2 separate regions of the Homo sapiens genome follow, and region 2 is linked to region 1. Evidence: read pairs that join two places in POLR2A ChIA-PET (ENCODE). Cell type or tissue: CD4-positive, alpha-beta T cell. All regions are shown on one strand. Links, peaks and the distances in the headings refer to the core of each region. The heading gives the core; the rest is flanking DNA.

What was found. Peaks named below come from ENCODE experiments on the same cell type or tissue, not always from the same donor. Only the 100,000 strongest peaks of a DNase experiment are listed, where the experiment ranks them.
Region 2: POLR2A ChIA-PET joins it to region 1 with 18 read pairs; 3 of 35 experiments call an interaction of 5 or more read pairs at or near these places.

What each region holds. Positions count from the first base shown.
Region 1 is chr4:472,963-475,869 of GRCh38, forward strand. All of the region lies in intron 1 of ZNF721 (zinc finger protein 721), which reads right to left. It also overlaps the pseudogene ABCA11P and the pseudogene LOC100533735. Among named protein-coding and RNA genes, the nearest start is that of ZNF721, 25 kb to the right of the region's middle. RefSeq lists an enhancer at 937-1,176 and a silencer at 1,227-1,446. In CD4-positive, alpha-beta T cell, for the core only: no CTCF peak of the experiment used is centred there; DNase peaks (open chromatin) are centred at 739 and 1,259; H3K4me3 peaks cover 1,494 bases; H3K27ac peaks cover 1,054 bases.
Region 2 is chr4:51,863-54,769 of GRCh38, forward strand. It overlaps ZNF595 (zinc finger protein 595), which reads left to right and starts at 1,459. Exons shown (of 4, transcript NM_182524.4): 1 at 1,459-1,629. The coding sequence starts at 1,627. RefSeq lists enhancers at 1,320-2,261, 2,262-2,907. In CD4-positive, alpha-beta T cell, for the core only: no CTCF peak of the experiment used is centred there; no DNase peak of the experiment used is centred there; H3K4me3 peaks cover 226 bases.

The DNA.
Region 1 (2,907 bases), core at 230-2,729:
AAACAGGTTGAACTCACCTCTCATGAAAATATCTGGAAGTCCTCATGCTTGACCTTGGCCTTGCTATAATATGCGAGGAACTTAATTTAAAAAACAGAAATGTTTCCACCCAGAACAATAGACAGGATGTGAGGGGAGGGCACAGGTGATGATTTCACTTCACTACGGGAAGACTGGGCTGAGAGTCACTTAGCTAAGCACTGTCTCTCAAGCTTCAATGCGCATATCAATTATTTGATGTTAAAGGCCTCACTGTACCAAAATTTTGCAGGTTTGAAAAGAGTCCATGAGTTAGCGTCTTTTATCAAGTCTCCTGTTAACGGTGATGCTCCTCCACCTGGACCCATTATAGTACTACTCGGCTAGAGAAAGCAGACACAGCACACAGAGTCCCTTACCCCAACACAAACGCTTTTCATCCCAAGACAAGACCACCAATCATCATCCTGATGCCACTCGGGAGCAGCCACGCGGAGGAGGCGCACAGGGCAAGGGGACTGGTGGGAAAGTTGGGGCGGGCTGGTGATTCGCTTCACTTCCTCACACACCTCACAAAAGTCTTTTTTTTCAAGACCCGCTGGCAGCCCCCAAGCCACGAGCCACAGCCGGCGCTGCCCCATTAATGAGTCCCCGTTTGCTCACATGAACTCTATGTTTTGATGGGGCCTCGATCTCATTCCGTAAAGTAGGGACAGGACCCCTGGACCACAGCTCCTCCTACGCGGTACCTGCGCACGCCGCACCTGGCGTCTTCCCGATGAGCTTCTCCTCACCCCACAGCCCGGGGAAGGTGCAGGGTTGCGGCGCAGAGCTGCACAAGGAGGGCTGCAGGCTGGGCCAGAGCAGCCTTGCGGGGACCCCGACAGGAGCGCGGGTCCCTCACCGGAGGGGACTGAGGACCGAGGGCTAAGCGGCGGCAGCGGGGACTCCGTTCGCAGACTCAGTCCCGCCGCCGCCATTTGCCGCCGGTTCTGATGAGGCCTCCCCAGCCTTGGGACGCCCTGCCCCGCACACTCACCATTTCTCAGCTTCAAGGGTGTCGCGAAGTCTTAGCTACGAATCATCCAATACCCGCAGGTTACAGAGCGATGGAGGCTGAGGCTCTGGCAAAATCACCGAGGCCTCCCTGAGGTGTGGAAGCAGGGAAGTGAGGCCCTAACCGAGCTCAGGCTGAAGCAACAGGCCAAGGCCGCCGAAGATCCCGGATGCCGCCCCCTCCTCTCAGACTGCGCGCCTGATTGGGCAGTTCTCAGTCAAGCGCTCTGATTGGATATGGGTCCAGGCTTCACGCCCTCAGGCTTTGAATGACAGAAATTGTGACCATACAATGCACTGAATGAGGCAAGAGTGACAGACTAGTACCTCCAGGCACTTTCAGGCGGCGCTTAATCTCTGTGCTAGGCTTGGCTCTGCACAGGGTTCATTTTAACCTTCTGGTGTGTAACGTTACGTCAATTTATAAATTGTGCACGCGCGCGCGCACACACACAGACACACTTGTTCACAAATGGAAACAATATAGTGACAATTATTTTAATATTTTACATTTCATAACCTTTCTGGCCTGTGGTGTTTTGAGTAGGACACCTGAGATTTGAAGAGGAAAGCAAACCTCTAAAAAATAAAATGTTAGGCTGAGCACGGTTGCTCACGCCAGTAATCCCAAAGCTTTGGGAGGCCGAGGTGGGGGGATCACGGGGTGAGGAGTTCAAGACCAGCCTGGCCAAGATGGTGAAACCCCGTCTCTACTAAAAAATATAAAAATTAGCCAGGCATGGTGGTGGGCGCCTGTAATCCCAGCTACTCATGAAGCTGAGACAGGAGAATCGCTTGAACCTGGGGGGTGGAGGTTGCAGTGAGCTGAGATCGCGCCACTGCACTCCAGCCTGGGCGACAGAGTGAGACTCCGTCTCAAAAAATAAACAAATAAATGAATAAAATGTTGGCCGGGCGCAGTGGCTCACGCCTGTAATCCTAGCACTTTGGGAGGCCGGGGCGGGTGGATCACGAGGTCCGGAGATCGAGACCATCCTGGCTAACACGGTGAAACCCCGTCTCTATTCAAAATACAAAAATTAGCCGGGCGTGGTGGGGGGCGCCTGTAGTCCCAGCTACTCGGGAGGCTGAGGCAGGAGAATGGCGTGAACCCAGGAGACGGAGCTTCTTGTTAGTTGAGATGGCGTCACTGCTCTCCAGGCTGGGTGACAGAGCCAGACTCCGTCTCAAAAAAAAAAAGCTAGCTTTATCTAATATGAATTTTTTTAGCCTAATTATTTAGTTATTTTACTTTTGACTGCCTTAGTTCATCAGCAATTGTTAGTAATATTTTGGCCTTTATATTACAAGTCATAATACTCTTTGCAGACTTACTAATATTTTTTTTTACTGTAAACCATCACCCTCTACAGGGAAGTGTTTGCTATGCCCCTCCTAGATTTAAACCTCAAAGTCATAATCTGAGTATTGATCTCTCTCTCTAATACTCATTGTGTTCACAGTATCTCTTAATCAGCAAGCATCTCACTTTGGTCCTAATCTACTTTCTGTGGAACTATGCAACCTAATGCTCTATGGTCATTACTCATACTTCTGGCTAAAATCACCTTCATATGCACTAATTGTCAACAACCTTTTTTTAGCACTCTATAGGCAGCTCCACAACTACTAAAGTCTACCAATTCTTCCTATGCCTCAACCTGTTAGCTATGCATGAATTCCTCTTCATTCAGGGTAGGAATGTCCTACTTGGTCATAGTACAAGAATGGCCAACCTCTTAGTCCCAATATAGCTTCAACTACCACCGAGACCTCACTATACCAAAGCTTCCCCCTACTAACGTGCTATTTCTAACACAAGCTAAAGCAGCCTTTAAAGATTTTCTTAAGCCCACCCCCACCGTTTTAAGC
Region 2 (2,907 bases), core at 146-2,645, 420 kb before region 1:
AGGATGTTGCTCCAAAGGGACTGTCCCAACTTAGCACAGGCGCAATAAATCAACCCAAATGTCCTTAACTTGACCCAGCTCATTATAAGGTCATTAACATGACATTAGCATTGTGGTTTTGGCTCTCCTCGTGTAAGTTTCGCTTAGGCACTCATGGGTAATAACCAAAATGGAGTCACTGTGGCCAATCCCAGGCATGCGCAGATGCAACACCCTTAGTGAGGAACTTTACCCCTCCCATTTGGGCAGAACCCACAGAAGACATACTTGTTCTTGCCACATAAAAGACCCAGACCTCAGCCTCATTTCTGGCAACCTGCTTTCAGGTCCCCTCTTGCTTCTGAGAGCTTTCCTTTTGCTTAATAAATCCTACTCTGCCTTGCTCACTCTCTGGTATCCGTGTGCTTCATTCTTTTTGGTCGTGGCACAAGAGTCCCGACCTGGCTGAACCGAGGAGACCACCACACCTCCACCAAACAGCAACTGGGAAACCGTGGTCTTCACGTGGATACTCTCAGCTTGCAGCCCCTGCTCTCTCTAGGGGCACTGTCCCACCCACCCTTGAGCCTGAGGAGAAAAGTTGGTAGAGAGGCTGGTCCCTTACTTCCAGCAGAAAAGAGGTGTTCAGGCCCTCACTTCCCTAAGGGAAGAGAGCCCTCATGGCTGCGCTCAATGTGGCAGCCACCTGCCATATGTAGCTACTGGGTACCTGGAATGTGACTGGTTTGAAGTAAAATGTGCTGCAAACATAAAATACACAGTGAGTTTAGAAGAATTAGATCAGAAATACATAAAATACACAGTGAGTTTAGAAGAATTAGATCAGAAATATACTTTATTTCTAATTATATATCAATCACATATTAAAACAATATTTTGATACAATGAGTTAAAAATTATTACAAACAACTTCACTCTTTAAATATTATTTTTGACGTGGCTAATAAAAACGCAAAATTCACAAATTAATATTTTATTTTTTAAAGGATTGCTTCCCTCTTAAAATCTCAGGTGTCCTACTCAAAAGACTAGCGGCCAGAAGGGTTATGAAATCTAAAATATTAAAATAATTGTCATTATATCACTTCCGTTTGTGAAAAAGTGTGTGTGCATGCATGTGTGCATGCGTGTGTGTGCGCGCGTGTGTGTGCGCGCGTGTGTGCACGTCTGTGTGTAAGTGTATTTTACAAGTGGACATAACCTTACACACAACAAGGTTAAAAAAAACACCCCTGGGCTGCGTCAGGCCAAGCCGGGAGAGAAAGCCCCGCCTGAAAGGGCCTGGAGGCCCCAGCCTGTCACTCTTGCCACATCAGTGGAGTGTATGGTTGCAAATTCTGTTACTCAAGGCCCGAGGGCGGGGATTGGAGTAATATCCAATCAGAGTGTCGGAATGAGAACTGCCCAATCAGGCCCGCAGCCAGAGAGGAGGGGTTGGCTTCCGGGATCTGGCGCGGCGTTTTCCTCTGGCTCCTGCGAGGGCTTGGTTTAGGGCTTCAGCTCTCTGCGTTCTCGGCTCCGGGAGGCCTCGGTGATTCAGCCACAGCCTCTGCCTCCCGTTGCTCTGTGACCTGAGGGTATTGGACAATTTGTAGCTAAGACTCCCGGATACCCTGAAGTCGGGAAATGGTGAGTGTGCGGGGCAGGGCGTCCGGAGGCTGGGGAGGCCTCATCGGAACCGGCGGGAAATGGCGGCGGCGGGACCGAGTCTGCGAACGGAGTCCCCGCTGCCGCCTCTCAGCCCTCAGTCCCCTCCGGTGACGGACCGGGCTCCTGTCGGTCCCCGCACGGCGGCTCTGGCCCAGCCTGCGGCCCTCCTTGTGCAGTTCTGCGCCCGCAGCCCCGCACCTTCCCTGGGCCGCGGGGTGAGGAGGAGCTCATCTGGAAGACGCCGGCGCCCGCGTGCGAGGTGCCCGCCTGGGAGGAGCTGTGGTCCGGGGGTCCGGTCCCTACTTTACCCTGTTCGGAATGAGATCGAGGCCCCATCGAAACAAAGTTCATGTGAGCAAACGGGGTCTCATTAATGGGACAGCGTCGGCCGCGGCTCCTGGTTTGGGGACTGCCAGCGGGTCTTGAAGGAAAGGCTTTTGTGAGGTGTGTGAGCAAGCGAAGCAAATCACCCGCCCGCTCCAACTATTCCACCAGTCCCTTTGCCCTGTGCACCTCCTCCGCGTGGCTGTTCCTGAGTAACATCTTTTAGAATACGCTGGTGTCGGTGCGCACGGCGCTTCTCAGTTCTGTGAGTAGTTCTGCCACATTGCTGAACTTGAGGGTGTGGGCGCCCCTGGTTTGTAGACAGGCGTTCAGAAATGAAGACGGGTGTCCAGAGGCAGGGACTGGCGTCTGCAGCGGGAGCAGTTGTGGGAAGAGCGCTGAGCTTGTGGGGTCTGCGCTGACTCTGGGTGGTGTCGTTAGTGAGTTGCTGGACACCGCGTTGGGGTTGGAGCATTGACTGGTGTTGAGGAAACTCCGCACGTTTTCTGTCAGAAGAAAGACATGGCTGAGCCTGGGCTGGAGAAAGATGCCTGGTGTCTGCGGGAGGCGCGGCCGGGTTCTGCATATGTGCTGTCCCGCTGGGCACTGTCCTTTTCCTCCAGGTCTCCTTCCGGGGAGAGAGGGGACCCAGAACAAAGAGGAAAGGAGTTCTGAGAAACATCCCTTCCCTGCACCCTGCTGCCAGCCCCCACCCAATGCTAGTCCACTCCTGAGCACGCCCACCGGGCATTCGCATTGCCCCACTCTTCCCAGTACAGGATTCCACCTCAGGAATTGTGCCCATGGCAGCTTTGCGCCTAGCGTTTTCTGCCAAAAACACACGCAGTGCCCAGAAGTCTCCTGGCTCATCTCAACCGCAGACCGGATCTACAGCAGGAACCTGCTTCCTTCACCCACCCAGGCTTCCGGACC